2 separate regions of the Homo sapiens genome follow, and region 2 is linked to region 1. A link is an interaction called in ENCODE POLR2A ChIA-PET data of the cell type or tissue named here. Cell type or tissue: K562. All regions are shown on one strand. Links, peaks and the distances in the headings refer to the core of each region. The heading gives the core; the rest is flanking DNA. Region 1 holds the start of RTBDN-AS1 (RTBDN antisense RNA 1). Region 2 overlaps NFIX (nuclear factor I X).

Region 1 (13,427 bases), core at 2,413-7,412:
CACACAAACACACCTTCCTCACACACATACACACACACACACACACACACACTCCCCACATATATAGATACAGAGCTTAAGCCACAAGCTGAACATAAAAACAAACACAAGGATATATACACACCAGCCCCAAGTCGGCCAGCCTTTGGTCAGCTGGAGTGTGGGCAGGACGGTGGGAGGTCCCGCCCCTGCATTAAGCCACGCCCCTTTCAGCAGCCAGTTTCCTGGACTGGATCCTGAGGTGTCTTAGCGGCCTCTAGACCCCAATCCAGCCAACAGGTGAGGGGCTGAATGCGGGGAGGCGGGAAGGGGACAGTCTTGTCTCCACAGACCGCTAGCTGTCCCTGCCTCGGGGCTTTGGGCCCCAGTGACAGAACCTGAGCCCTGCCACACCAGCCTTGGTCCCAAAGGTCCAGCTCTGGGTGGCCCCTAAGCCGATTGTGGGCCGAGAGAAGGTGACCCAGAGAAGGGCCGGCAGGGAGCGAGAGAGGGAGGAGGGAGGCCGCATAGAAGAGAGGGAGGAATTACTGAACAGGAGAGGGGGATTGGAAGACCTAGGGAGGTCCCCTTCATTCTGAGAAAAGAAGGGGTCTCTTGAAGACTAAAAAGGTGGGAGATCCTGCTGGATGGGAGGAGGGCCACTGTGGTCTAAGCTTGGTTGGGGTGGCACTGAAGGGACATAGAGGACATGGTTCTGATGGGAGGGGGGCTCCTAGGTTGGAGGCAGGCCCTGATGGTCTCCTGGGATTTGAACGTCCTTGGCCACTGCCCCAGCCTCCTCCTCAGCTGCACTTTCCCTACTCTGCCTGGCACTGCTTCTTGGGTATGCACTGGGTGGGTGCCACCCTAAGCTCACAGAAAGGGATGGCTGAACCCCACCCTATGCCTGCCAGCTCTTATCTCAGGTGGACATGGACTGCAGGGTCCACATGCGACCCATCGGCCTGACGTGGGTGCTGCAACTGACCTTGGCATGGATCCTGCTAGAAGCCTGTGGAGGGAGCCGCCCACTCCAAGCCAGGTCCCAGCAACACCATGGGCTGGCAGCTGATCTGGGCAAAGGCAAGCTGCACCTGGCAGGTGAGCACCCCAGACCCTGCCTCACCACCAACACCCAGAAACCCACACCTACCCTGCCATGACAATGTTAGAATTTCCTTATGAGAGGGGCCTAGCATGGCCACCAAGGTGGGAGGCACGGATAGTGCTGAAGAATGGTGGATAAGAATTAGACTGCCTGGGTTCAAATCCCAACTCTGCCACTTTGTAGCTGTGTGATCCTGAGGAAGTCATTTAACCTCTCTGGGTCTCACATGGACCCCCAAAAAGAGAGAAATAACAAATATACCTCGCAGAGCTGTTGTTAAGATTAAGCATATAAGCATATGAGCAGGGCTCGGTGGCTCACGCCTATAATCCCAGCACTTTGGGAGGCTGCAGTGGGCAGATCATTTGAGGTCAGGAGTTTGAGACCAGCCTGGCCAGCATGGTGAAACCCCTGTCTCTACTAATAATACAAAAATTAGCTGGACGAGGTGGCATGCGCCTGAAATCCCAGCTACTTGGGAGGCTTAGGCACGAGAATTGTTTGAACCTGGGAGGTGGAGGTTGCAGTGAGCCAAGATCACGCCACTGCACTCCAGCCTGGGTGACAGAGTGAGGCCCTGTCTCAAAAGAAAAAAAGAAAAAAAAAAAAGGAAAAGGATTAAGTATATGTGTCACTACCAGGCACATGACAAGTAAGTTGATTATTATAAACAAGAAATGATTATTACTACTTGAAGCTGCATTTGCATTCCAAAGGAAGGGTCTTAAGTTATGGGTTTGTGAGGATTGATGTAATTGTTGTCTCCCCTGTCCAGGGGATCCCCAGGCCTCAGTTCCCAAACCTTACCTGAATATCCAAGACCCTAGCTCACAGGGTTCCCCTTTGCCAGGACCTTGTTGTCCCTCAGAGATGGACACAACAGAGACATCGGGCCCTGGAAACCATCCAGAACGCTGTGGAGTGCCGAGCCCTGAGTGAGTACAGCACCCTCCACCGTTTTCTCGCGTACTTTGCCCATTGCCCAGGAACTCCCTCGGGTCCTGACCCATCCGACCCTATCTCTCCCAACGTCCAGATGCGAATCCTTCCTGGAACACCTCCAACGTGCCCTTCGCAGTCGCTTCCGCCTGCGGCTATTGGGGGTACGCCAGGCACAGCCGCTCTGCGAGGAGCTCTGCCAGGCCTGGTAGGAGACGCGGGGGCAAGGGGCGTGGGTTGTGACTTGGGCGGGGAAGAGGGCGGAGCCTGCAGTTTGCTTGGCCTTCTGTGTAAAGGGGAGTGGCCTCCAACAGGGCCAAGGTTTAAGAGATGCAGCTTAATGTTTAGAGCCCAGGTAGATAGGGGCGAGGCATGAGAAGCCCCCAGCTTTTAAGATACCTGCCATATGGCAATGTGGCTTTTCATAGCCCTGCGATTTCTTTTCTTTTCTTTCTTTCTTTTTTTTTTTGAGATGGAGTCTCACTGTGTCACCTAGGCTGGAGTGCAGTGGTGCAATCTCGGCTCACTGCAACCTCCACTTCCCGGGTTCAAGCGATTCTCCTGCCTCACCCTCCTGAGTAGCTGTGGTTACAGGCGCACACCACCATGCCCGGCTAATTTTTGTATTTTTAGTAGAGACGAGGTTTCACTATGTTGGTCAGGCTGGTCTCAGACTCCTGACCTCGTGATCCGCCCGCCTCGGCCTCCCAAAGTGCTGGGATTACAGGCGTGAGCCACCGTGCCCGGCCTTTTTTTCTTTTTTTTTTTTTTGAGATGGAGTTTTGCTCTTGTCGCCCAGGCTGGAGTGCAGTGACACGATCTCAGCTCACTGCAACCTCAGCCTCCTGGGTTCAAGTGATTCTCCCGCCTCAGCATCCCTAGTAGCTGAGATTACATGCTTCCGCCACCACGCCCGGCTAAATTTTGTATTTTTAGTAGAGACGGTGTTTCACCGTGTTGGCCAAGCTGGTCTCAAACTCCTGACCTAGGTGGTCCGCCTGCCTTGGCCTCTCGAAGTGCTGGGATTACAGGGGTGAGCCACCATGCCCAGCCAGGCCCTGAGATTTCTTAAGGAGTGAGTCCTCTTGATTGAAAAGATAAGGTAAAAGGGTGGGTGCCTGTAATCTCAGTCGTTTGAGAGGTCAAGGCAGGAGGATTGGTTGAGGCCAGGAGTTCAAGATCAGCCTGGGGAACATGGCAAGACCCAGTCTCAACAAAAAATTTAAAAATTAATTAGACATGGGCCGGACGTAGTGGCTCATGCTTGTAATCCCAGCACTTTGGGAGGCCAAGGTGGGCAGATCCCCTGAGGTCAGGAGTTTGAGACAAGCTTGGCCAACGTGGTGAAACACCGTCTCTACTAAAAACACAAAAATGAGCCAGGCGTGGTGGTGGGCGCCTGTAATCCCAGCTACTCGGGAGGCTGAGGCAGGAGAATTGTTTGAACCTGGGAGGCAGAGGTTGCAGGAAGCAGAGATTGGGCCACTGCACTCCAGCCTGGGTAACAGAGCAGGACTCCATCTCAAAAAAAAAAAAAAAAAAAATTAATCGGACATGATGGTGCGCACCTATAGTCCCAGGTACTTGAGACACTGAGGTGGAAGGATTGCTCCAGCTTGGGAGGTCAAAGCTGCCATAAGCCATGCTTACGCCACTGCACTCCAGCTTGAGTCACAGAGCAAGACCCTGACTCAAAAATAAATAAAAGGAAAACGAAAGAGTGGGAAAATATGAGGGACTGGCCTGTAACTAATGGTCTGAGGTCTGTAGGGACAAGGCCAGTTGTGACGTGGCCCAGAGTATGGAAAGATCTGATAGAATATGGGGCAGGGTGAAATCTGGAGAGATGGGGTTAGTTAGCAGGGGAGTGGTTCTAAAAGGCGGGGCCTGGATCCGAGGTGGGGGCATATAGTGAACACAGTCTAGAAGAGCCAGAATCGCGCTGGAATGTAACTACAAAGGCTTTACCCACCTCTCCACTCGCCATCTCCAGGTTCGCCAACTGCGAAGATGATATCACCTGCGGCCCGACTTGGCTCCCACTCTCAGAAAAAAGGGGCTGTGAGCCCAGCTGCCTTACCTATGGACAGGTGAGCGTGGGGCAGAAGGTGAAGGGAAGAGACTGAGATCCTCCCCACCAAGTTATTTATTTATTTATTTATTTATTTCTGAGACGGAGTTTCATTCTTGTCACCCAGGCTGGAGTGCAGTGGCGCGATCTCAGCTCGATGCAACCTCCGCCTCCGGGGTTCAAGTGATTCTCCTGCCGCAACCTCCCGAATAGCTGGGATTTCAGGCGCATGCCACCATGCCCAGCTAATTTTTGTATTTTTAGTAGAGTCAGCGTTTCACCATGTTGGCCAGGCTGGTTTCGAACTCCTGACCTCAGGTGATCCGCCCACCTCGGCCTCCCAAAGTGTTGGGATTACAGGTGTGAGCCACCGCCCCCGGCCCCCACCAAGTTCTTTCTTACCGTGTCTAGACCCCAGAGACCGGATTGGTACTCCCCAGGTCCCTGCTCCCACCCTTCCCTAGCCCAACCTCCTACTGGGTTGTGCCCTTTGACCCCAAAAGCTCTCGAAGTCCAGATTTGCCCTTCCCAAGAAACCATTCCTGCTCTGGGTCCATCCACATTTTACCCTGGAGGACCCAGAAGCCCAGTCACTCTCTACAAAACCCCAGCCTTGATACAGACCTCTCTGCGCGCCCCCCAACTGCCCCAACCCTGATTCATCCCGCTAGGGCCCAGTAAGAACATTCACCCTCCCCAAGGACCTGCCCCCACTCACGTTCCGCACATAGACTCCCAGGCCGCACGCTCCGGCTCTGACCCCAATCCCTAAGGAATTTACACATTTTTCCCTTCCCGAGGCCACGCCCCCCACGTCTCTGGACTCCGCCCACTAGGGCCTTAACTCCACTTTTTCCTAGACCTTCGCAGACGGGACGGACCTTTGTCGCTCGGCTCTGGGCCACGCCCTACCGGTGGCTGCTCCTGGAGCCCGTCACTGCTTCAACATCTCCATCTCCGCGGTACCTCGTCCCAGACCAGGACGACGGGGCCGGGAAGCTCCCTCCCGGCGTTCCCGCAGCCCTCGCACCTCCATCCTGGACGCTGCGGGCAGCGGGAGTGGCAGTGGAAGCGGCAGCGGCCCCTAGCGGACGCGTGGCCCTGAGTTGGGGGAGCGACCCTTCCCCCAGCCCCGCCCCTCAGGACACCCAGAACCCCACCCCTCGTCCTCTCGGCCTTCTGTAATAGTTTTGAGATGTCTGTCCCTCCTCCCTGGAGCTCCAGAGACCCACCCCTCTCCAGGTTATCCCAGAAATGACCCAACTCTCTCACTTTTCCCTCTCCCCTTTGAATAAAGTCGCCAGCTAGAGCACGTGACGAGTGTGGCTGCTTCTTGGGGAAATAAGTCGGAAGGAGAATTGCCAGAAAGTAACGGATGTCTCACGTCTAATCCTCAGACCCTAGAAGTAGTGACTGACTCATACTAGAGTGTAAATGATAGATAGCCTGTGCCCTAGAGCAGTCAACATAACTGGGAATACCCAGTTGTTGGAAATGGAGAGGGGGTCAGAACAGGGGCTGACAAGGGCAGGAGGGGTTCCTTCCCACTGTGTGCCACCAGGGCTGCCAAGAAGCTGCCTAACTTGTATAGGCCTCAAGACACACTTCAAGGCCAGGTGCAGAGGCTCATGCCTGTAATCCCAGCAATTTGAGAGGCTGAGGTGGTTGGATTGCTTGAGCCCAGGAGTTCAAGACCAGGCTTCGCAATACGGTGAGAACCTGTCTCCACAAAAAAAAAAAGAGAGAGAGAGAAAGGAAGAAAAAAGAAAAAGAAAAAGAATATTTTTAATTGGCCCAGTGTAGTGACCCGTGCCTGTATTCCTACCTGCTCAGCAGGCTGAGGCAGGAGGATCGCTTGAGCTCAGTTCAGGGCTGCAGTGAGCCACGATCACACCACTGTACTCTAGTCTGGGTGACACAGTGAGAGCCTCTCTCTCAAAAAAAATAATAATAATAAGACATGCAGACACAGAATACCAAGCTGGCCCTGGTAGTATGTGCTGTACTCCCAACTACTTGAGAGGCTGAGGTAAGAAGATCACTCGATCCCAGAACATTGAGGCTACAGTAAGCTATAATCCTGCCACTACACTCCAGCCTGGGCAAAAGCCAGATCCCAGCTTTTTATTTATTTATTTATTTTGAGACTGAGTTTCGTTCTTGTTGCCCAGGTTGGAGTGCAATAGCAGGATCTCAGCTCACTGCAACCTCCTCCTCCCGGGTTCCAGTGATTCTCCTGCCTCAGCCTCCCTAGTAGCTGGGATTACAGGCACCTGCCACCAAGCCCAGCTAATTTTTTGTATTTTTAGTAGAGATAGGGTTTCACCATGTTGGCCAGGCTGGTCTCAAACTCTTCACTTCAGGGGATCCACCCACCTTGGCCTCCCAAAGTACTAAGATTACATGTGTGAGCCACCACGCCTGGCGTTTTTTTTGTTTGTTTGTTTGTTTTTTTGAGACAGAGTCTAGCTTTGTCTCCCAGGCTGAATTGTAGTGGTGCAATCTTGGCTTACTGCAACCTCAGCCTCCTGGGTTCAAGTGCTTCTCGTGCCTCAGCCTCCAGAGTAGCTGGGATTGCAGGCACACACCACCACATCTGGATAATTTTTGTATTTTTAGTAGAGATGGGGTTTCACCATGTTGGCGAAACCTCAGGTGATCCACCTGCCTCGGCCTCCCAAAGTGCTGGGATTACAGACACAAGTCACCATTCCTGCCCAAGACCCCATATTATACATGTACAGACTACAGAATTTGGTGGGAATGACCCCGTGTAGCGTCCACCTGTGTTCACAACCCAGCTCTACCACTTACTTATGCTGTAACTTCGGTTTCACACGTTGCCCAGATTGAGCCTCAGTTTCTTCATCTTTAAAATGGGAATGTGGGCCAGGCACGGTGTCTCATGCCTGTAATCCCAGCACTTTGGGAGGCCGAGGCAGGTGGTTCATTCACTTGAGGCCAGGAGTTCGAGACCAGCCTGGCCAACATGGCGAAACTCCGTCTCTACCAAAAGTACAAAAATTAGCCAGGCAGCCGGGTGCGATGGCTCATGCCTGTAATCCCAGCACTTTGGGAGGCCAAGGCGGGCAGATCACGAGATCAAGAGTTCAAGACCAGCATGACCAACATGGAGAAACCCCATCTCTACTAAAAAATACAAAAATTAGCCAGGCATGGTGGGGCGCACCTGTAATCCCAGCTACTCAGGAGGCTGAGGCAGAAGAATCGCTTGAACCTGGGAGGTGGAGGTTGCAGTGAGCAGAGAACGTGCCATTGCATTCCAGCCTGGGTGACAGAGCAAGGATCTGTCTCAAAAAAAAAAAAAAAAAAATTAGCCAGCTGTGGTGGCACATGCCTATAATCCCAGTTTCTTGGGAGGCTGCGGTAGGATAATCACTCGAACCCAGGAGGTGGAGGTTGTGGTGACCTGAGACAGTACCACTGCACTCCAGCCTGGGTAACAGGGTGAGACCTTGTCTCAAAAAGAAAAATTACAATAAAATAAATAAAATAAAACGGAAATGCATTCCTTTCACAGGATTGAGAAAGGAGAATTCAGTGAGTTAGTGCAAGTTTTTCTGCTTATCTAACACTGCATACCAAACAATTCCAATATAGTGATGAAAAAAAGGTCACTAGGCTGGGCGTGGTGGCTCATGCCTGTAAGCCCAGCACTTTGGGAGTCCAAGGCGGGCGGATCGCAAGGCCAGGATATCGAGACCATCCTGGCTGACATGGTGAAACCCCGTCTCTACTAAAAATACAAAAAATTAGTCGGGCATTGTGGCAGGCACCCGTAGTCCCAGCTACTTGGGAGGCTGAGGCAGGAGAATGGCATGAACCTGGGAGGCAGAGGTTTTAGTCAGCTGAGATCACACTACTGCACTCCAGCCTGGGCGACAAAGCAAGACTCCATCTCAGAAAAAAAAGTCATTATCGGCTGAGTGCAGTGGCTCATGCCTGTAAGCCCAGCACGTTGGGAGGCCGAGGCGGGCAGATCACCTGAGGTCAGGGGTTCAAGACCAGCCTGGCCAACATGGTGAAACCCTGTCTCTACTAAAAATAAAAAATTAGCTGGGCATGGTGGTGCGTGCCTGTAATCCCAGCTACTCAGGAGGCTGAGGCTGGAGAATCACTTGAACCCATAAGGCAGAGGTTGCAGTGAGCCGAGATCATGCCACTGCGCCCCAACCTGGGTAACAGAGCCAGACTCCGTCTCAAAAAACAAAACAAAAAAAAAGAAACAACAACCAGCACTTTAGGAGGCCGAGGCAGGTGGATCACGAGGTCAGGAGTTCGAGACCAGCCTAACCAACATGGTGAAACTCCATCTATACTAAAAATACAGAAAATTAGCCGGGTGTGGTGGCGCATGCCTGTAATCCCAGCTACTCAGGAGGCTGAGGCAGGATAATTGCTTGAACCCAGGAAGCAGAGGTTTCAGTGAGCCGAGATCACGCCATTACACTCCAGCCTGGGTGACAGAGCGAGACTCCATCTCAAAAAAAAAAAAAAAAGTTACTATCTTTCATGGTTCTGGGGTTTGACTTGGTTCAGCTTGGCAGTTCTTCCTGAAGATCTGTCATATACTTGCAGACACAGTGGCTGGGGCTGGAATCACGTTGAAGGCTTCCTTGCTCACATATCTGGTAGTTGGTGTTGGCTGTTGCCTTGAACTTCTGCTGGGGCTGTTGGCCAGAATATCTGCACATGGCCTCTCTGTGGCTTGGGCTTCCTCTCAACATGGCAGCTACGGTCTAAGGGAAATATCCCAAGAGAGCAAGCCAGGTGGGATCTGTTTCAGTTCTGATGACTTAACCTTGGAACTCACACAGTGTGACATCTCTCACTTTTTATTCACTACAGTGAGTCACTGAAGCCAGCTCATATTCAAGGAGAGGCATCATAGACTCCACCTCCAATGGGGGGGATGTCAAATAAAATGCTTAGAAAGTGTGGCACACAATTATCACTCAATGAATGTAGACCGTCTATTATGATTGCTTCTGGTGGATGATGTTACATACTGGGTTACTGATGTTATAGACTGTGTTATTGTGACAAGGAGGAGGAACAAGCATTCAAGGAAGTAAAGCAAGTCTTTAAAGGATCTCCAGTCAGATAATCAAGCCATGGAGGACATTCCAAGTGAAAGGCCTGGAGATTTCATATTCTGGGAACTCTGAGCTGACCAGGAAGCCTGGGATAGACCATGGGAGATGGGATCTGGTCCTGGAAGACACTGGATGCCAGGCAGAGACACTTGAACCTGAGGATAGAGTGTGATGTACCAGGAGCTGTGGCTCACACCTGTAATTCTAGCACTTTAGGAGGCCGAGGCAGATGAATTCTTTGAGGTCAGGAGTTCCAGACCAGCCTGGGCAACAGGGCAAAACCCCATCTCTACTAAAAATTAAAAAAATTAGCTGGGCATGGTGGCACACACCTGTAGTCCCAGCTACTTGGGAGGCTGAAGGTGGGAGGATTACTTGAGCCAGGAGGTGGAGGTTGCAGTGAGCCATCATCTGCCCTCCAGCTGAGGCAACAGATGGAGACCGTGTCTCAGAAAAAAAAAAAAAAGAGAGAGACAGGAGGGTGTGATGCAAGGTTTGGCAGTTCGGGCTACAGTCTCAGCTACTTGGGAGGCTGAGGTGACTGTATTGCTTGAGGCCAGGAGATTGGGAATAGCATGGGCACCATAGCCAGACCTCATCTCCAAAATAAAAAAAAAAAAAAAAGTTAGGCTGGACAAAATTAGGTAGGACAGCTCACGCCTGAAATCCCAGCACTTTGGAAGGCTGAAGCAGGAGAACTGCTTGAAGCCAGGAGTTCAAAATCAGCCTGGGCAACATAGTAAGACCTCATCTCTACCAAAAAAAACAAAAACCAAAAAAAATTAGCGAGGTGCAATGGTTTGTGCCTGTAGTCCCACATACTCAGGACCTCATTTAGAAAAGGAAACATGTGAAAGCCATAGGTTTTTTGTTTTTGTTTTTTGAGACGGAGTCTCGCTCTTGTCACCCAGGCTGGAGTGCAGTGTGGCACGATCTCGGCTTACTGCAACCTCTGCCTCCCAGGTTCAAGCTATTCTCCTGCCTCAGCCTCCTTACTAGCTGGGATTACAGGTGCCTGCCACTATGCCTGACTAATTTTTGTACTTTTAGTAGAGACGGGGTTTCACCATGTTGGCCAGGCTGGTCTTGAATTCCTGACCTCAGGTGATCCACCTGCCTTGGCCTACCAAAGTGCTGGAATAACAGTCATGAGCCACCGTGCCCAGCCTTGTTTTTGTTTTTTTAAAACAGGGTCTCACTCTGTTGTTCAGGCTCTTAAGTGCAGTGGTGCAATCTCGGCTCACTGCAGCCTCAACCTCCCAGGCTCAAGTGATCCTCCCACCTTACCTCCCCAAGTATCTGGGACTACAGGCGCTCACCACCACGCCCAGCTGATTTTTGTATTTTTTAGTAGAGACAGCGGTTTCACTATGTTGGCCAGGCTGGTCTTTAACTCCTGACCTCGTGATCCGCCACCTTAGCCTCCCAAAGTGCTGGGATTATAGGCATGAGCCACTGTGCCTGGCTGAGACCCTTTTTTTTTTTTTTTTTTTTTGAGATGGAGTCTTGCTCTTTAGCCCAGGCTGGAGTGCAGTGGCGCTATTCTCGGCTCACTGCAAGCTCCGCCTCCCAGGTTCACGCCATTCTCCTGCCTCAGTCTCCCGAGTAGCTGGGACTACAGGTGCCCGCCACCACACTGGCTAATTTTTTGTGTTTTTAGTAGAGATGGGGTTTCACCATGTTAGCCAGGATGGTCTCAATCTCCTGACCTCGTGATCCGCCCACCTTAGCCTCCCAAAGTGCTGGGATTACAGGTGTGAGCCACCCGGCCTTTTTTTTTTTTTTTTTTTTTTTTTGAGACGAAGTCTCACTCTTGTCCCCCAGGCTGGAGTGCAAAGGCGCAATCTCGGCTCACTACAACCTCCACCTCCCGGGTTCAGGCAATTCTCCTGCCTCAACCCCTGGAGTAGCTGGGATTACAGGTGCCTGCCACCAGGCCTGGCTAATTTTTGTATTTTTAGTAGAGATGGGGTTTTACCATGTTGGCCAGGCTGGTCTAGAACTCCTGGCCTCAGGTGATCCACCCGCCTTGGCCTCCCAAAGTGCTGGGATTACAGGCGTGAGCCACCGCACCCAGCCAACTCTGTTTCTTAAAAAAAACCTCAAAAACATGACACTCGGGATCTTCAGCAGGCCAGTGTGGAACCCTGGACTCTTTCCAACTCCCGTGTGAGCTTCACGCTGCTGGGACGGGGACCCAGCACTGAGTTCTCACAAATTCAAAGGCTGTTGTTAGAAGTAACATTTGCAGGCCGGGCGCGGTGGCTCATGCCTGTAATCCCAGCACTTTGGGAGGCTGAGGCGGGTGGATAACCTGAGGTCAGGAGTTCAAGACCAGCCTGGCCAACTTGGTGAAACTTCGTCTGTACTAAAAATACAAAAATTAGCAGGGTGTGGTGGTAGGTTCCTATAATCCCAGCTACTCGGGAGCTGAGGCAGGAGAATTGCTTGAACCCAGGAGGCAGAGGATGCAGTGAGCTGAGATCGCACCACTGCACTCCAGCCTGGGTGACAGAGTGAGGCTCTATTCCAGAAAAAAAAAAAAAAGAAGTAACATTTGCAGGCTGCACATGGTGGCTGGTGGCTTTTACTTATAATCCTAGCACTTGGGGAGGCCAAGGCAGGAGACCCCTTGAGCTCAGGACTTCAAGACCCACCCCCTGGTGTCTACAAAAAGTCAAAGAAGGCGGGGCACAGTGGCTCACGCCTGTAATCCCAGCATTTTGGGAGGCCAAGGCGGGCAGATCACGACGTCAGGAGATTGAGACCATCCTGGCTAACATGGGGAAACCCCTTCTTTATTAAAAATACAAAAAATTAGCCAGGCATGGTGGCATGTGACTGTAGTCCCAGCTACTTGGGAGGCTGAGGCAGAAGAATTTCTTGAACCCGGGAGGCGGAGGTTGCAGTGAGCCAAGATCACACCACTGTACTGCAGCCTGGGAGACAAAGCAAGATTCCATCTCAAAAAAAAAGAGAAAAACAAAATTAGCTGGGCGGGGTGGTCGGTGCCTGTAATCCCAGCTACTCAGGAGTCTAAGGCAGGAGAATCGCTTGAACCAGGGAGCCAATGGTTGCAGTGAGCCGAGATTGGGCCATTGCACTCTAGCCTGGGCGATAGAGCAAGACTCAGTCTCAAAAAAAAAAAAAAAAAAAAGAAATACAAAATGAGCCGGATGTGCTCACTTGAACCCATGTGGCGGAGGTTGCAGTGAGCCGAGATGCCACTGCAACACAGCCGGAGCAAGAGTGAGTCTCCATCTCAAAAGAAAAAGAAAAATAAGCTTTTAAGTCAAATAACAAAATAATAACAACAAGACGAGGGTTGGATAGAGGGTGTCTCTTGGGTGGAGACCACACCTCCTCCCGAATGCCTACTCTCACTGCCCTCTTCTTGGGCCCTTTTTTTTTTTTTTTTTTTGAGACGGAGTCTTGCTCTGTCACCAGGCTGGAGTGCAGTGGCATGATCTTGGCTCACTGAAACCTTCGCCTCCCATGTTTAAGTGATTCTCCTGCCTCAGCCTCCAGAGTAGCTGGGACTACAGGCACCCACCACCACACCCAGCTAATTTTTGTATTTTTGGTAGAGATGAGGTTTCACCATGTTGGCCAGGATAGTCTCCATCTCTTGACCTCGTGATCTGCCCACCTCGGCCTCCCAAAGCGCTGGGATTACAGGCGTGAGCCACGGCGCCTGGCCTCTCGGGCCTTCTTGAAGCCAGGTCTCCCATTTCTAGGCCTCAACACGTGCCCAATGCCTGGAACCCCCTCCATCCTCCAGTCACTTATTCCACCGCATTCACCCCGCAGACCTCTGCCAGTCAGTTCCTCAGGCTCTGAGACCCCCAGATCAGAGCTGGGTCCCCCATCATGCATTCCTGGGCACTCTAGCCTCCACTGTCAAAGGACAGTTCTGGGATTCTGGCTGGCTGGTGCAGTGCTGGCTTCTGCGTCCTACAAAGAATTTGCGTGGAGTGGAGAAATGCTCTGTTATGGGTTGAATGGGTCTCCTCCAATTCATATGTTCAAGTCCTAACCCCCAGCATGTCAAAACGTGACTGTGTTTGGAAAGAGCGTGTTTAAAGGGGTAATTAAAGTAAAATGAGGTCATATTTGTGAGCTCTAATTCAATGACAATAAGAAATTAGGACACTTGGCCGGGCACTGTGTCTCATGCCTGTAATCTCAACAATTTAACACTTTGGGAGGCTAT
Region 2 (16,872 bases), core at 3,924-8,923, 260 kb before region 1:
CTACTGGGCCTGGGTGCACCTGGTAGTACCGTTGGGGCAAAATGAGGGTCCCTGAAAATGCATCTTGGGACCTCTCCCAGGCTGTCACAGACTCTGGTCTGCAGGGGCCAGGCGGAGCCAACTACAGAGCACATACCAGGTCCTGGTTCACTCCACCCCTGCCCTGACCCCACCAGGAAGCTAGGCACAGAGGGGGTACGTGACCTGCCTGAGGCCACACAGCCCTCGGGCAACAGAGCCAGGGTTCAAATGTAAGGGGCAGTGCAGGCTGTGCTCCTAACTGCTGCCTGTGCTGCGAGCACGAGGAAGCAGGGTCTGTGGTGGCCAGAATGCCTGTGCCCTGCCTAGGGTCAGGGTGAGGGCCCAGGGCAGCTCATCTGCCAACTTTTCAAAAGAAGCCAGAAGCCCAAACAGAATTTCGTGTGAAAATTTCCAATATTTAAAACATTGCTTTGGTCAAACATTCTGCCTGCAGGCCAGACCTGCTCTCAGGCTCTGGTTTGGGACTGAGGATAGGGACACTGAGTTTCAGAAAGGGCCTTGGAGATCATCTAGCACTTTCTGTGACAATGGAAATGTTCTCATTTCCATTGCAGTAGCCACTAGCCACAAGTGGTTTCTAAGCACTTGAAATGTGGCTACTGTAACTGAGGAACTAAATTTTTCTTTAGTTAATAATTTAAATGTAAACAGCCACACGTGGCCCGTGGCTACCACAATGGACAGTGCAGATCAAGAGCATCTGGAAATGTGGCGGTTTGGGATTGCCACAATGAGCAGGCGCTGCTGGGTGGGCAGAAATGCTAAATTTCCTGTATGTGCTGGACAGTACGCACAAGAGACCTGCCCTCCCTCAGTGGGGCTCCTCGAGCACCTGCCCCAAGTCCAACCGGTCAATTGACTACAGGCCAAACAGAGGCTCATTGGGGCCTGGCGAGGCTAAGGCGGAAACCCAGGCCTGAGGCATCCCCAGAGTGGGTGGGGGAGAACCGGCCCGCAGCCAGCTCCTGGGCTTCTGGCCCAGGCCCGGGGGTGGGAAGCGCCTGGGCTGGGTGACCCCCACCTGCCACAGGCTTGGGCCTGTTCCCTGGGACCCCCTTCCCAAGGGGAGACTATACAGGAACCCTGTGCCATTGCCCCGAGGTTGAGGGGGAGGCTGACTCTGGTGGTAAGCCCACCCCTCTCCTCACCAGGCAAATGAGGCTTGTGGACAATAGGACAGGGAGGGCCCCACCTGCCCTATCTGCTCCTGGCAGATCATGCCAGGGCCTCACACTGGCCCCTTTGGGGTCTCCTGAGCTGTACAGTTGGGGACAACTGCCAATGCTCAGACTGGGGGGTCCTCCTCAGGGAAGGAAGACTCTGGTTCCAGGTCTGGAGTTAGGGACAAAGGCTGCCCCAAGGGGGCTCCCCGGCACCTCCCCACAGGTCCCAGAAATGGGGGATCTGCTGCCAAGCACAGAGTGGCTTTCTCTGCTCACCCCTCCCTACTTCCTGAGCCAGGTCCAAAATTGATTAAAACTAAGTAAAAAGCGCTGCCCAGGGAATGACAAAATTGCTAAAATTCTCTTTTCTTCCCTCATTCTATTGTTCTCTCTCCATCTGGTGCTCCAGAGATCAGCTAAAGTCACTGGTTACTGTGGAAACCACCCCCGGCTGTACCCCCTGCGCCCGCCCGTTGCAGCCGCCTGCCTGCCCCCAGGCCCGAGGGCTCCAGCTCCGCTTGTCCAGCTTCCGCTCCCCCAACCACTCCCAGACACACCTGCCTGCTCAGGGGCCCTGGACCCCCGCTGGGACTCCTTCCTCCTACCTCCTGGAGCCTAAGACACAGGGAACATGGGGGGAGACAAACTTTCCCTAAACTCTGACTTGGCCCCCAAACGTCCAAGCAAAGTGAGCAAAGAAAGTAAAGGAGGCAGCGGAAACAGGGTTAGCAGGGACGGCTCGTGGCAGTGGTCCTCGGAGCGCACGACCGCAGAGCTGTGAGCAGCCCAGGCAGGCAGCAGGAGGGAGGGAGCGATGGAACCCTGAAGCCTGGTGCCAGCCCAGAGCTGGGAGGGGAGGCCCGCCTGCTGTCCCTTCCTCTCGCACCCCCTCCCGCCTCTGCCAGCAGGGCTCTCTCGGCCTCCCTGGCACAGAGCAGAGGGGGCTGGCTCCAGCCCCTGCTCGGAGCCATTGTTTTTCTTCTCAGCACCCCCAAGTTCAAGTTCATCTGGGTGTTACATCATGTCTGGTTGCTCCTGGAAACCAGACGGGTCAGACGTGACTCTGGGGAAAGGGGGTGGGAAGCTGGAGGGGGTTGAAGTTCTCTTCCCCTCCCCTCCTTGCCACTAGGGAGCTCTGAAGTTTGAAGTTTGACAAAGTTTTTTGGCTTTTTTTTTTTTTTTTTTTTGAGGGAAGGAAAGGAAAAGAAAAAAAAAAAAACAATCTCAAACCACACACACAACTTCCATCCACCAACTTTCTCTGGACTCAGGCCCCAGAACAGAGGCAGAGCAGGAGATGAGAGGTGGCCCCAGGGGCTCTTGAGAGAGGTGGATTTCCCCGGGCTGAGGACACCTCCAAGGTGGTGTTTTTGTAAAATGTGCAAAAGAAAGATCTTTGCATGTTCTTTTTCAAAACCCTGGGTGGTAAAAGCCTCAGGCCCCCTAAAGCTGCCTCTGTCCTCCTCCTGAGATGGGTCTTCCCTGTGCCCCCAAGGGCACTGGGCTCTGTGGGCACTGGCCTCTGGGGTCTCCACCTGGAGGGCTAAGAGTAGTCTTATGCCCTGCTTGTGACGGGGATCTGTCTCCTGGTGAGAACTAAGGGTGGTGTCAGCAGGGGATAGGAGCAAGGATGAGGTCTCCAGCATGCTGGCCTTCTCCCTAACAGGACTCCTGGAGACTTGGGTGAGGGGCCTCTAGGGTGGCGGCCTGCCCTGCCCTGCCCTCAGTGCCAGTTCTGGGCACGCAGCCCACCAGGCCCTCTGTCCCTCCTCCACCCGTCACCCAGCCCACCCAACGCCAGGGGAAAGGGGAGGGCTAGGGGCCGGGGCTTCCAGTCGGGGCAGGTGAAAGCAGTGAGGCAGACTCTATTCTCCTCCCGATGGGCCTCAGGCTTCCATCTTTGCTTCTACCAGGCCTGGCCCAGAGGGCCTCTAGACTTGGGTCCTTGGCCGCCTTCCCCAGGGCCAGGGCTGTCAGAGCTAATTATCCAATTAGCTGATTAGCCAGGGAGCCTGGGGGCTGCCTGGGGAGACAGGCTCAGCTGGGCGTGCAAAAGCCTGGGCCCTCCAGCCCCACCTCAGACCTCTCTCTCCCTGTTAGCCCCAAGGACTCCAGGCTCTTCCCTAACACCAAGATGCCCCCCAACCCTGACTACTCCCCTGGTCCCTGCATCCAGGTGGTGGGCAGGGTCTCCTACCTGAGACTGCTGTGGGATGTTCAGAAAGTTGCCGTCCCGGGGTCCGATGCTGACAAACCGGTTGGCAGAGGAGGCGCCTGTCGTTGCGAATGCTGTGGGGAGCAGGGGAGAGAGGGAGAGACCCTGTCAGGCCTTGGGGCCCACCTGGGCACTGCCCCTCGGGGCTGCTGAGAGAGGGAGAGACTGAGTTAGACCATGCTGCCCGAGTTTAGGCTGGCAGTGGGAAGGATGGGCCAGAGGGGCATCTGAGCTGAAGGCCAGGCTCCGAGCCTGCCCCCCACTACAGAGGGACACCCTCATCCTCTCACTGACCAGGAACACACACTACACCCCCGACACACACCCACTCAGAAGCCACAGTCTCAGCCAGGCATCCTTTTTCACAGCTGGGATGAGGGAGAGGCCCTGGAGGCTGAGACAAGTCTCCTGGACCCAGTTCCACCCGCTAGTGAGGCACTGGGCAGGGCTGGGGATAGCCCTGGTCCCCAGGTACCCTCAGTGGATAACCCTGCTTTCCCACTGGCCCCTCTCAGGTACTGAAGAGAGGGGGCCAGGGGAGGGTGGAGGCTTTGGCAGTCCGGCCCCACCCTGCTTCGGGAAGGCCTTCCCAGCCAGGCTACCTCTCCAACCTGGGTGGCCTAGCTAGATGCTACACCTCTTACCACTCTGGGCAGGCCCAAGGACCAGGCAGGCAGGCTTGGGGAACCCAAAGGGTGCCCAATGGAGGTCTGAGCCAGGTAGGGCAGGGTCAGAGAAGGGCCTAGGAGCTGGCTGCCTGGCTTGGGCCCAGGGGGTGGCAAGGCTCAGGCCTATGGCATTCTCCTCCTCTGACTGATGCACCAGGTCCAACAGGCCTGTGGTTCCAGGACCAAGGCAATAGAGGAGGAGGAGGCTGGAGAGCCTGGCAGAGCCCTAGGGCTCAGATGCCTGGGAGCAGCCATCCTGGGGCCCAAAGACAAAATGATCTCAACAGCCCTGAGTTCCTCTCAGGTTGTCCAGATGGAGCCCTGCTGGAGGGAACAGGCCCTGCACCCCCAGAAGGGAAGATGCCCCCAGAGGAGGCAAGGAGTGTCACAGGTTACCTGGAAGGCCCGCCGCTGCCCTGCACCAGACACACCCAGGGACTCCATGCTCACCAGATTCTGCCCACCTCTCTCCAGAAGTGGCCCCCGAACCCTGTAGCCCAGCTCCCATCCCCCACCCTGCCCACCTCCAATGACTGTGACTTCATGTCTTATGGTGGATGCAGATGGGAAGATGGCATGAAGAGGATGGAGAGGGGAAAAGAACTCAAACCACGAGAAAGGAGGAGAGACAAAGCGAGCGGAGAGCAGTGTGAGATGGGCCACCCCTCCCACCGCCACCGAACTGCCCTGGCCTGTGGCCTGCCCACCCCCAGAGCTGCCCACCCTGGCCCACAGACAGCACCCGCCCCATCCTCCTGTCCTTCACGCCGGGTCTACCTGGGACCTCTCGAATGATTTTTCTTCTTTTCCCTTTGACAAAATTTGTCATTGGTTTAAGAGGAAAAAAAAAGAAAAGAAAAGAAAAGAAAGAGAGACAGAGAGAGAGATGAAGTAAGCCAAAGCCCACAGCCCTCCCTCGTCCTTGGAACATCTAACCTGGGAAAGGAATTGCGGAGAAGGGACGGGAGAGGGATGGAAGGGGGGGAAAAAAAAAGAGGAACAACGAGAAACCAAATGTGAGACTGAGGGGGAAGGGGTCGGGCTGGCCTGCTGCGTCTTTGAGGCCCAAGGGCCCAGGGATGGAGGTGAGGGGCAAGGCAAAAAGGGGATGGTGGTGGCGTCGCCTTGTGGTTACATTTGATTTTCTTGGTGTGGGGGGAACAACGAAACAACAAAAAAATTAAAAAACAAAAACAAAAAACAAAAAAAAAAAAACAGCAATCAGGCATGAAGATGGCATGGCTGTGCCTCCCCGCCCCCTCCCACCCCCGCCAGCACCCCTGGCCTGCGCGCCCCAGCTGTGCTCTCCCTCCCGCCCCCCAGAGGGGCCTGGGCCAGGGGCCCCGGCTGGGAGCAGCGGGCAGGGGGCTCGTGGGGTGCTGGCTGGTGCGACTGAGGCCCGGGAGGGAGGCTGTGGTTGGGGGGCTCGGCTCTGCTCTTGTCCATGGTGCTCTGGGTTGGGGGGCTTTGGTGGTGGGGAGGGGGAAGGCTTTTCTTTTTGCAGTGGAGACTGTTTGGACGGGCCGGGGACGCTGGGCGTTGTGGTTTCGGTTTCATCGTCCACTTACAAGGTGATGGAGGAGTCAAGGCGGCGCCGTCTGGGGCAGTGCTGGTGGATTTGGAATCAGGCATAGGAAGGGGCACAGGTCTGGCCACTGGAGGCGGCGGCGGTAGCAAAAATGACCCCGGGACTTTGCCCTGGCCGCTACCGTTGGGCTGCGAACAACATAAATAGAGTGACGCATGAAGGCACATCACACACAGACACACGCTCCCCTGCGCGGCCGCGCCAGCTCGCTCCTGAGAGCGGGCGCTCCCGGTGGAAGATCCAGGATTGGGTCCTCTCCTCCAGGGCACAGGATGGGTGAGGGTGTAAGGCCTCTATTTGGTCTCTCAGGTGTTTCTCTTTTTTTTTTTTTTTTTTTTTTTTGGTCCTCTTTTGAAGTTGTGGGAGGGAGGGAGGGGGTGTTCGACGGGTGGTTTGTTACTTCTTAGGGAAAATGTTTTAGGTACCAAAATGTGCCACCTAGCAAATACGTGCAGCTGTACCTAGAACTCTCACACTCCTGAAGACCATCTCCTACAGCAGGAAAGATGAGCGCGCTCACCCTGCTCCCCCGGCTCCCCAAAGCACATGCCTGCCTCCCTCTGAGGGCTGTCGGGCTGAGCTGGTTCACCTAACCAAGGACGGCAGGCCTGCCAGCACCCACCCCACAACATGTCCTCAGGAGGCCACCAGAAGTTGGGGAGCTCGTCCTCGGCTCCAGCAGCCTGGGTCCTCACTGCCTGTGGGTGGTAGGGTGCTGACCTGTTCTCTCAAGAATGGCCAGGGAAGAAAATCCATCGCTGCCAGCTCTAGTGCCCGTGAGGTTCTTCAGGAGGACTTCCCTGTACAACGCCCTCAGACGCCATGGATGCTCGGCTGCCAGGATGCATTCCTTGTCCTTTATGCCCTCATTTGCTTCTAACTGGATTTTCTCCTCCAGGCCCTGTGCATGGCCTTGCGTGGGTTGGCCTTCTGGCTTCAGGACACACAGGTGCCAAAGGACAGACAGAGGCGCCCCTGCCTCTCCCAGGCAGGTTCCTTGGAGAGACCTCCCTGGAGGTTTGGGCACACACCTCCTGCTGCTCTGAACAGGACCCTGATGACCACTGCAGCGTGGGCTCAGGAAGGCCTGGCCTGCGCTCTTCATCCTAAACCAGCACCTCTCCTGTGGGATAGAGTTCCGCCCTTCCGGGCACCCGGATGCGAGACCCAGAGAGGATGCTGTGTGCTCCTCCTCCTATCGGTGAGCAAGCCCTGAGGAGCCCATCCCCTTGATGTCTCCAGCCAGTGCCTCGTTCTGTCCTCACAGATTTCAGCTGGACGATGACAATGAGCTGGTGTATGGGGCTCCCCTGTGCTGAGACTGTGCTTATCAGCTCAGGACCCTCAGTGTCCAGCCCTGGACCAGGTGCTTTAGTTCTGTTGTGTAACCCCTGACCCACCCCAGAAAGCATCAGTTCTCACCCAGGGGTAATTCTGTCCCCCTCAAGGAGACACTGGCAATGTCTGGAGACACTTTCAGTTGTCACAACAAAGAGGCTGGAGGGGCTGGGTGGAGGCCAGGATGCTCCTCGACATCCTGCGGTGCACAGGACAGCCCCAACAACAAAGGATCATCAGTCCAAGCATTAACAGGCCTGCCCTGGGAAGCCTTGCCACAAAGGAAGCTCTATTCTCTTTATTTCACAACTGAGGAAACTGAGGCTCTGGGCCATTAAATGGTTTATCCTAAGTCACCCAGCTGCAACTGGCCAGACCTGGAATTCACAGCCATGTCTGCCTGACTACTCCAGGGATGCTAGGATTCTTTCCACCAGGCTCATCAATCCTCTCCCCCAAATCCACATCAGCTCAGGTTTCTCCAGTCCTCTGAAACCTTCCACGGCCCCAGCTATACCCAACATGAAGTCCAATCTCCTCAGTTGGGCATTCAAGGCCCCCACGGATGCCTCTACTGGTCCAGCCCCTACCGCCCCTCTGCACTTCCCATTCCAAACTGACTGGGGTTTCCGGAACACAGGCCGAGCAGGCAGGACTGCACGCTGGCTTGCTGCGAAGCTCTCTGTATGAAAGACTATTTCCCACACCCTTCAAGACCTGCTCAAAAAACGCTGTCCCCTCTGTGGGGACCAGCCAGATCCCCTGAATCACAACCTATCTTTCTCTGCCCTGTTTCTCTAGGACATTCTTGATCTCACTGGAACCTTCAAAACAGGCCACTCCCCCATCCCTGCCAGCTCCCCAACAAGTCGGCAGAAGCATGCAGCACTCAAGTACCACTAAGCACGTGGGATCGACTTGTCCTTCCTGCTGCACTTTAAAGTCACGGAAGCCCAGGCTGGCCTGTGCAGCCACGCCCTTCTGAACTCTGGCTTCTCTGCCCACTGTTTTTTTACCACGATGACCAGCATCTAGGTCTGACACACTGTCCCTCTAAATGGTTCCTTTGACCCATTCCTGCCCACTCCAAGGGTGACAACTCTCAGTGGCCCTTGACAAAAGCAAACAGTGGCTGCTGGTCCCCATATGTGTCAAGGGCTGGAGAACTTTTGTGCAGGTGTTTTGGAAAGGGACCCTCAGTTCCAGGTAACAGTGCAGGTCAGAGCGTGGGGGTTTGCAGCGCTGCAGAGAAAGGTGATGCGACGCCTCCCCTCATCTCCATGCCTGCCTAGAAGGAGGGAATGGGACGGTCTGATCACAGCCTCACTCCTCCTCTCCAGGTGTCCCGAGCTCAGGCTCCCAGGGGACTGGGACACAGAGGCCTTCCAAGCAACCACAGGACGGCCTCTGCCTTCCTCCAGCTTCAGAGCCTGTCTCCCCGAGGAGTATCTAAATCGTTAATCCCACCCAATAATGCTAATCCCCGCCTGATATGGCCAGACATTGAAACCTGCTGATTTACAACATTCAGTTTCTAGATGTAACTTCCAACCAGGCTGGCATGTCTCAGCTCTGACTGGGGTACAGTTGAGGTTTTAAAAACCTCAAGGTCTTGTGACTGTGCAGTGCCTTAAAACCTCAGGAGTTAGGAGCTAGAAGGAGCCTGGAAGGTGGTATAGCTCCTCAATTTTTTTTTTTTTTTTTTTTTTGAGATGGAGTCTCACTCTGTCGCCCAGGCTGGAGTGCAGTGGCGCAATCTCGGCTCACTGCAACCTCCGCCTCCCGGGTTCAAGCGATTCTCCTGCCTCAGCCTCCCAAGTAGCTGGGATTACAGGCACCCACCATCATGCCCGGCTAATTTTTGTATTTTTAGTAGAGACGGGGTTTCTCCATGTTGGTCAGGCTGGTCTCGAACTCCCAACCTCAGATGATCCGCCCACCTCAGCCTCCCAAAGTGCTGGGATTACAGGTATAAGCCACCGCGCCCGACCAGCTCCTCACTTTCACCTTACAGATAAACACGTGGGCCTGGCTGTTCAGACAATGATGGTAAGACTGAGCCAGGACCAGGCATCCTGCCTCCCGGAGTCATGCTCTCCCATTGGGCCCTGTGATTTCTCCATCATGTTCACTTGGCAGTCTCTTCCTTCTCCCTGAAACACAGCTAACCAGGCATCCTCTTAACTGCCCTTTGCATCTCCTCTGCATAGTGTCTCCACATGGCCTTGGCTGTTATTACCCTAGGGTCCAAGGCCATGGCTATAGGTGTGCCCTGGGAACCCTTCTGCAATTGTCTATAAAATTCTGGGTTTTTTTTGTTTTTGTTTTTGTTTTGTACACAGAGTCTCACTCTGTCGCCCAGACTGGAGTGCAGTGGCGCAATCTTGGCTCACTGCAACCTCTGCCTCCCGGGTTCAAGCGATTCTTCTGCCTCAGCCTCCCAAGTAGCTGGGACTACAGGCACACGCCACCACGTCCAGCTAATTTTTTGTATTTTAGTAGAGAGGGGTTTTACCGTGTTGCCCAGGCTGGTCTCGAACTCCTGAGCTCAGGCAATCATCTGCCTGCCTCAGCCTCCCAAAGTGCTAGGATTACAGGTGTGAGCCACCACGCCCAGCCTAAAATTCTTCTATGCAGACATTTTCCTGCAAAACTGATCTGTGACTTCTGATTCTCAAGGAGGTTAGAAACAGCATCAGCATCACCTAGAAAGTTGGGAAAAATGCTAATTCTTAGTCCCCACCCCAGACCTGCTGCATCAGATGCTCTGGGGGTGAGGCACAGCCATCTGTGTGTTAGCCAGGGCTCTAGTTGACTCTCGCGCATGCCAAGTCTGAGAAGCACTGCTTAACAGTGGCTGTAGTGCAAGCACAGCTGGGCGCTGCCACTCCCTACCCACTGGATCAGTGGCGGAGCCGGGCCCTCTGGCTCTCTGCAGCTATGCATCAGCCTCTTGTGTAGCACAGTGCTGTCTCTAGCCTCCTCCCAGAAGCCGGGCGTGGGCTCCATCAAGCAGGCTCCCCGCTGAGCCCCCTCTCCCTCTCTTCAGTACAACAGGCCACACAGGCCACACAAGGAAACTCAGAAGTTGCTCCCCAGCTGGGCCACACTCCTTGCTTAATCAAGGTGCCTGTTTGCGGTGTTTTGTCCATGGTCTGCTTGGAGCAAGTGCCTGCCTCAGGAAGAGAAGCTTCTAGGCAAAATGAGTCCTCTGTCGTTTTTTTAAAAACTATGGCTCTATATCAGAGTCCTCAATCTTGAACAGTCAAGTCAAGGGAGAGGCTCAGGACCCAGCCCTCAGGACCAGAGGCTCAGAATGGCCAGGGGACTAAATGACCCACTTTCTCAAGGGTTCTGTGGTTAGGTTTGGCTCCTTGGCCTAACCTTGGCCGGTCTCTAGGCCAGCCTGAATTTGACTCCAAATCCTGGCTGCCTCGGTAGTTAAGAAAGCAGGTAAGGTAATGTTCCAGGCCTCTCTGCGGCATATCCCAGACCCCAGGCCCCTTGGGGGCTGGGCATAGGCTGGTAGCTCCCCGTGAACTCTGCTGGCATCTCTGATGCAAGCACAGCAGCTGTCAGAGGTCAGGTCTGCTCTTCCCTCCATGGCCCTAAAAGTGGACAGAGCTTGTCCAGAGAGAGGTGGGCGAAGCTACCAGTATGCTAAGGAGCTGCAGAGTCAGCCAAGAGAAACCCTCGATGGGCAAAGGGAGAAGGGAGACGAGGAGGAAAGGAGCAGGAGGGGAACAGGAGGGAGGGAAGAGGACTGGCTTCCCTTAGGGACAGAGTGAGGAGGCGGAGCCACGGCCCCGCCGCAAATCAATACACCAGCACTTAGCAAATGCTCGCTCTGCCAGAGCACACCAAGGCAGCACGGGGCTGGTGGCAGCAGGCAGCCTCTGGTGTGGGCTTCCGGGATGCCTTTCCCCACCACAGCCCTTTGAGCATCCTCCCTGCCTGACCTCTCGCAGCAGGCTTCCAAGCTGGGAGGGCTGGCTACAGAGGAGCTAGAGCTTCTCCTATTACAGCATGCTGCTGAGGCTCTGGATTTTTCCCAGAGGTCTAGAAACCTCCACATTCCAACCAGGGACCGTTGTCCCACTGAAGGGTCATCTCTGGCCCACCACCTCCTGGGATCATTCTTTCGCTGAGCAACCCTGAGTTTCTGTCAGTGACAGAGAAGGGCTCTGGGGGGAGCCAGTGTGTCTCCCAGGGCTGAGGAGCAGCAGGGTTTCACTCTAGAACCAGGACCGTCCTGGGAACCCTTTGTTAAAAGTCCTGCCAGCAGGAGTCTCCGTGGCAGCTATGTGGATCGGGGCTTTCCCTTGACACAGTGCTCCTCACTAGGGATGGTCTTCCCCTCCTGGGCACACTGAAATCTGGAGACTTTTTTTTATTATCAAGACTGGGGAGGAGGAGGTGCTCCTGGCATCTAGCAGGTGGAGGCCAGGGATATTGCTCAACATCCTACAGAGCACTGGATGGTCTCACACAATAGTGAATAAACAGCCCCAAATGTCAACAGTGCTGATACTGGGGAAACCCTGGTCTAGAATCTAGCAAATCCTTGCAGCCCCGAGGTTTAAGAGGAGCGCTGGGAGGTCAGGGCCCAGATCCGGGTTGGATCATCATGAGTTCACTCCTGCTGAGGGGGCAAGGACCATGGGAAAGGCAAGGAGCCTGACTGAGCAAGGGGGCCCAGATGCTGCCCCCACCTCTCCGGACCATGATAGACAAGCCCTGGCATAATACACAGACCCCCGTCCCCAGACCCAGAAAATCGAGGCGTTTGGTACTACCAGCTCCCTGCTGCTCCAGCCCCAGGTGGGCTCCTGGCTTTTGGGCCCTCTCCCTGTGAGCCCTGAGACAGACAGATAGATGTGGAGATGAGGCTGTAGCCGGGCTCCTGGGGCCCTCTGGACTCACCTGTCCGGTGGCCTGGCCCGAGCCATCCGAGCACACAAACTGCACAAACTCCTTCAGTGAGTCCTGCCCGTGGTGGTGGTGGTAGCGGATGGTCGGGTGCGTGAAATACGGGCTCGACTGCTGGATGATGGACGTGGAGGGGAAGTGCAGGGCTGATGCTGTGGCCCGGGGGCTCCCTGCATGCACGTGGGCAGGGAAAAAAGGGCGTCAGGGCCAAGGAGGCAGCCAGTGGGAGGGACAGGAGAGGAGGGGAGCTGCCGGTCAGAGGGTCCTGAGGATCCTGAGCAGGTAAGGCAGCCGCCACAGGCACAAAAGTTAAGGCGGCACAAAAAAGTCAGTCATCAGGATCCATGATGTTTTAATGCAATACAAAAATAATAATAATAATAATAATCAAATAGGCAAACTAGGGTCCAAAGGCCAGCCATTTGTTTTTGTAAATAAAGTTTGATCACAACCAGCGCTGGGAGATTAGGATGAGGCAGATGAGGCAGGGTAGGATCTTGTCTTTATTTTATTTGGCTTTTTAAAAAAGTGTTATTATTATTATTTGAGACAGGGTCTCGCTCTGTCATCCAGACTGGAGTGCAGTGGCACAAACACGGATCACGGCAAGCAATCCTCCTGGGCTCATGCAATCCTCCCACCTCAGCCCCCCAAGTAACCAGCACTACAGGTGCACGCCACCAGGCCTGGTAGATTTTTGCTTTTTTTTTTTTCTAGAGATGAGATTTTGCCATATTGTCCTGGTTAATCTCAAACTCCTGGGCTCAAGTGATCTGCCTGCCTTGGCCTCCCAAAGTGCTGGGATTACAGGCATGAGCCACTGTGCCCAGCCTAAAGAATTTTTTTTTTTGAGACTGAGTCTCGCTCTCTCACCCAGGCTGGAGTGCAGTGGTGCGATCTCAGCTCACTGCAAGCTCTGCCTCCCGGGTTCACGCCATTCTCCTGCCTCAGCCTCCCGAGTAGCTGGGACTACAGGCGCCCACCACCACGCCCGGCTAATTTTTTGTATTTTTAGTAGAGACAGGGTTTCACCGTGTTAGCCAGAATGGTCTCGATCTCCTGACCTTGTGATCCGCCCACCTCAGCCTCCCAAAGTGCTGGGATTACAGGCGTGAGACACCGCGCCCAGCCAGTATCTGTTAAATAGAGACAGGATCTCGCCCTGTCATCCAGGCTGTAGTGCAGTGGCATGATCACAGCTCGCTGCAGCCTCGAACTCCTGGCCTCAAGCAGTCTTCCTGCCTTGGCCTCCCAAAGTACAGGGATTACAAGCATGAGCCACTGTGCCCAGCCTCAACATTTTAAACCATTTTAAACAAAGACATGGCTGAGTGCTGTGGCTCATACCTGTAATCCCAGTGCTTTGGGAGGCCAAGGTGGGAGGATCACTTGATCCAGGAGTTGGAGGTCAGCCTGGGAAACATAACAAGACCCCGTCTCTACAACAAACATTTAAAAATTAGCCAGGGTGGCACACAGGAGGGATCACTTGAGTCTGGGAGTTCAAGGCTTCAGTGAGCTATAATCGTGCCACTGCATTCAGCCTGAGTAATAGAGCAGGAAACTGTCTTTGAAAAAAGAAAAAGAAAAACAAACAAAAAAACTGGTGTTTGCTTACCATACCCTTTTTTTTGCAATAGTTTGGATTTTAAAACATATTCCATTAAAATATTATTTATCTTGATGACTGAGTTTTTGATACTTGCTGACACTCTGCACCTAAGGTGAGTGCCTCACTAGCCCTGCCTTAATTCAGGCCCTGGGTGGGAGACTGGGTGGGGGACAAGAGGAGGCAGAGGGTTCCCTGGGGCTCTGGATGAAGACAAAGCCAGCATCTGCTCAGGATGGCCGTCTGACATATGCACACACATCTCCTGAGTGCGAGCTGGTGTGCACCCAGCCACCGCCACCTAGGCGGTGTTCTCATGTGCTCAGCCTCATCACTCACACACGTGTCCTCACATACGCGTCCTTGCACACGCAATTCCCAACCCAGAGCAGGCCCCAGCTCTTCCTCCTCCCGTCTGTTTCCAATCAGCTCGCTCTTGCTCTCGGTTTCATTAGGGGGCTGAGGAAACTTGGCTTCTCTCTGGAGTTCATAAAAGCTGAGGTGGAGCCGGAGGAGCCAGGCCTGCGCCCTCCTGCTGCCTGTGTAGAGGGCCTGGGCTCCCCACCCCCACCTCGCGGCCACCACACCCTGCCCCAGCACCGGCTGCCTCTGGGCTCCCAGCCAGGAGGCCCCAAGGAGGAAGCCAGGAGGTAAACCTCCTCATTTTCTGTGTCCTACATACGAGCCCAGGAGATGGCAGGCGGACATAGGGCCATATCCAGAAAAAGTCCAGGCCTCTTGCTGCCAGGTGGGTGCCCAGAGAGGGAAGAAGAAAGTGAAGGAGTGACAGGGCTGAGGTCTCAGCTCCCACAGCCTCCTGCCTGATCCTATCTCCTCAGGGCGATCTAGGTGTTCTCATCCTGAGCACCTTCTCAACTGGGACACTGAAGTCAGAGAGCAGCCCCACGGCAGTGGGCAGTTCCTTTTCCTGGGGAGCAGCCCAGGTACCACCTGTCCCCTAGACCCAGCCCTTCCTTTCTAGAAAGCGGCAGGGAGGCCCAGACAAGGTAGCTACTTGCCGCAGGAGCCTGGGCTCCTTAGGAGTACTCTTCTCCATCCAGGCCCCACATCAACCTGGGCTCATGCTGGCAAAAATCCAGAGCCTGGGCTCAGCCAGGAGCTGGGAGAGAGGAGCCGGCAGGAAGGCAGAGCAGAAGGCTGTGCCTTCCCGCTCACAGCTGGCAGGACAAAAGGAGAACTGGGCCAGAGTTGGGGAGGACTCGGGACAGGCTTGTGTTGTATGTAGCACCCATGCACGTGAGGAGTGAGAAGTGGGAGGTTGCTCAGGAGCCAGGTGGGCAGCCCAGGGGCCCGGCCTGGTCCTCGATGAGGTGCTACGTGAAGCAGGGGCCGGCTCCCATGCCCACCCGCTGCTGCACCTTGGCCCACTTGGAGAGCGTGGGGCTGTCACTCGGGGTCAGCTCTGGCCCCTTCACCTGGCCAGCTGCCCCTAGATACTCAGCCACCTCCCCAACTGCCCCCCTCCGGGGCCCCCCATTTCTCACCTGGTCTGACTCCAGCAAGCACAGGCAGCGGGTGGTGGGTGAAAGCCATGCGCGGGGAGCTGCCCTGAGAGGAGAGGGCACTGCAGAAGTCCAGCTTTCCTGACTTCTTTAGAGAAGCCGGGCCTGGGGGGAGGAAGCAGCAACACAGGGCAGGTTTAGCTGGGCTGGGGTGGGTGCGGGGAAGGCGGGAAGCCAGCAGCTCGCTCCTTCTCTCCTCAGCCCCTCCCCACTGCCCCTTCCTCCACTGTGCTCCCTCCTGCTGCTCCTTGCCCAGTCCCAGGCCTTGTTCTAGGCCTGGTTCCGAGGCCCTGTGTGTAGGCCAGCCAAGGGGTGCTTCTAACCAGAGAGGAAAACGAGGCCCCTGGGTAATGTGGGGTGGTGTGTGCCAGGCAGGGGGTGAGCAAGGGCCCCAGCCTATGCCCTGGCAAGCAGGTAATGAAGTGAAAGGGTGGGATGCAGGACCAACATTGGGAAAGGAGTGCAGGAGGAACCCCAGGGCGCCAGCTTGAGAGCCGGGAAGGGGTAAGTTTGGGAGGGACAGGCTGGGGTCTATGCCATGGTGCCCGGGGCCATGGGAGGTTCTGGTGGGAAGAAGCCAGGGCCCCGTTTAGGGAAGGGAGCACACAGCCATGAGCCCTCAGGAGGGACACAATGCCCAGCGAGAGAGCAGGGACAGAGGCCAGAGGACCTGGAGAGTCCTTGGGCTGCTCAGGCCTAGCCGGGCTGTGCAGGCAGAGCCAGAGGGGAGAAGACTCCCCCAGCCAGGGGACCCAGAAGCTCAGCTGCCATAGGATGGATAATTTCAGGGCTCTGCCCTGCTTCTGGTGCCAGAGGTGTGGGTGGCATTCAGCATGAAACAAGGGCACAGAGAACACCTTGTTTGAAGTCTGTCTTTAGAAATTCATCTCTGCCCAGTGGCCATAGCATCCAAATGACAAAGCAGGGCCCCCAGGGGGCCAGGTTCTTCTGGAAAGATCAGCTCCCATCTTGGGCTGAGCTTTAAGGTTGTGCCCAGGCTGGGAAGGATAAGGTAGAGTTGGGGCAGATCTCACAGCTGCCACCCTTGGAGGACAAATCAAGTCAGTTTGGGTGAGGGGTGGAGGGGCTGCAGAACAGAGAAATAAAGAGCCATCTTAACTGCAGAGGGAAGGGGCGGGGGAAGGGCGAACTCCCAGCCGCCAGCGGAGGTGTTATCTGGCAGCAGCTGTGTGCCACCTGATAGCTGGCACAGTGGGGAGGGGGGAGCATCCTACCAGCTGTGCACAGCTGTCCCCATGGCCGCACAGTGCCTCCCCAGCTGTTCCCTGTCCTGCAGCTGGGCTGCTTAATTGGCAATTTGTTGCAGCCCATGAAAACAACACACAGCGGGGTGAGGGGAAAAGGGAGCCGGAGGGTGCTGCAGGAGGATGTTGAGGGGCCGTGCGTGGCAGGACTGCCGGAAGGAGCAGAAATGCAGAAATGGCAGGCGCAAAAGCAGACAGCCAAGAAAGGAGAGAGCAGGAGCCAGGAAGAGGGGGGCTCCTCAGGAATTAGGTCTGGGCACAGGAGCCCAGGAGCCCTTGCCCCAGGAGCCAGCTGCAGACACAGTCCTCTATGCACCCCAGGGGCAGTCCTTGCAGAAGGGGTCACCTACTGAGGCCCCGGCCAGGGACCCAGGATGTAGCCCAAGAGTCTCCCGGGCCTTCTCAACTCCTCTCTCTGCCTCTCAAGGCTCCCCTAGGGAAGCATGTGGCCCATGCTGGCCCAAGTCCCTGCCTGCCACGAGGAGAGCCTGGGAGGGGCCCCAGAGTCACGCAAGGAAGCCTTCTCACAGAG

Evidence for each region. ChIA-PET counts read pairs that join two places held together with the same protein. Peaks named below come from ENCODE experiments on the same cell type or tissue, not always from the same donor. Only the 100,000 strongest peaks of a DNase experiment are listed, where the experiment ranks them.
Region 2: POLR2A ChIA-PET joins it to region 1 with 5 read pairs; 1 of 35 experiments calls an interaction of 5 or more read pairs at or near these places.

Annotation. Positions count from the first base shown.
Region 1 is chr19:12,817,464-12,830,890 of GRCh38, reverse strand. It overlaps RTBDN (retbindin), which reads left to right. Exons shown (of 6, transcript NM_001270441.2): 2 at 894-1,080; 3 at 1,938-2,022; 4 at 2,124-2,234; 5 at 4,020-4,116; 6 at 4,958-5,409. The coding sequence starts at 912. The coding sequence ends at 5,185. It overlaps RTBDN-AS1 (RTBDN antisense RNA 1), which reads right to left and starts at 5,158. Exons shown (of 3, transcript NR_187779.1): 1 at 4,979-5,158; 2 at 3,999-4,106. RefSeq lists enhancers at 341-842, 4,615-5,391, a silencer at 2,207-2,366 and a cis regulatory region at 4,960-5,760. In K562, for the core only: a CTCF peak has its summit at 5,175 (motif pointing left); a DNase peak (open chromatin) is centred at 5,210; H3K4me3 peaks cover 339 bases.
Region 2 is chr19:13,076,921-13,093,792 of GRCh38, reverse strand. NFIX (nuclear factor I X) reads right to left here. Exons shown (of 11, transcript NM_001365902.3): 7 at 15,058-15,180; 8 at 11,938-12,113; 9 at 5,657-5,804; 10 at 3,403-3,494. Among named protein-coding and RNA genes, the nearest start is that of LYL1, 18 kb to the left of the region's middle. RefSeq lists an enhancer at 16,407-16,872. In K562, for the core only: a CTCF peak has its summit at 4,437; a DNase peak (open chromatin) is centred at 4,432.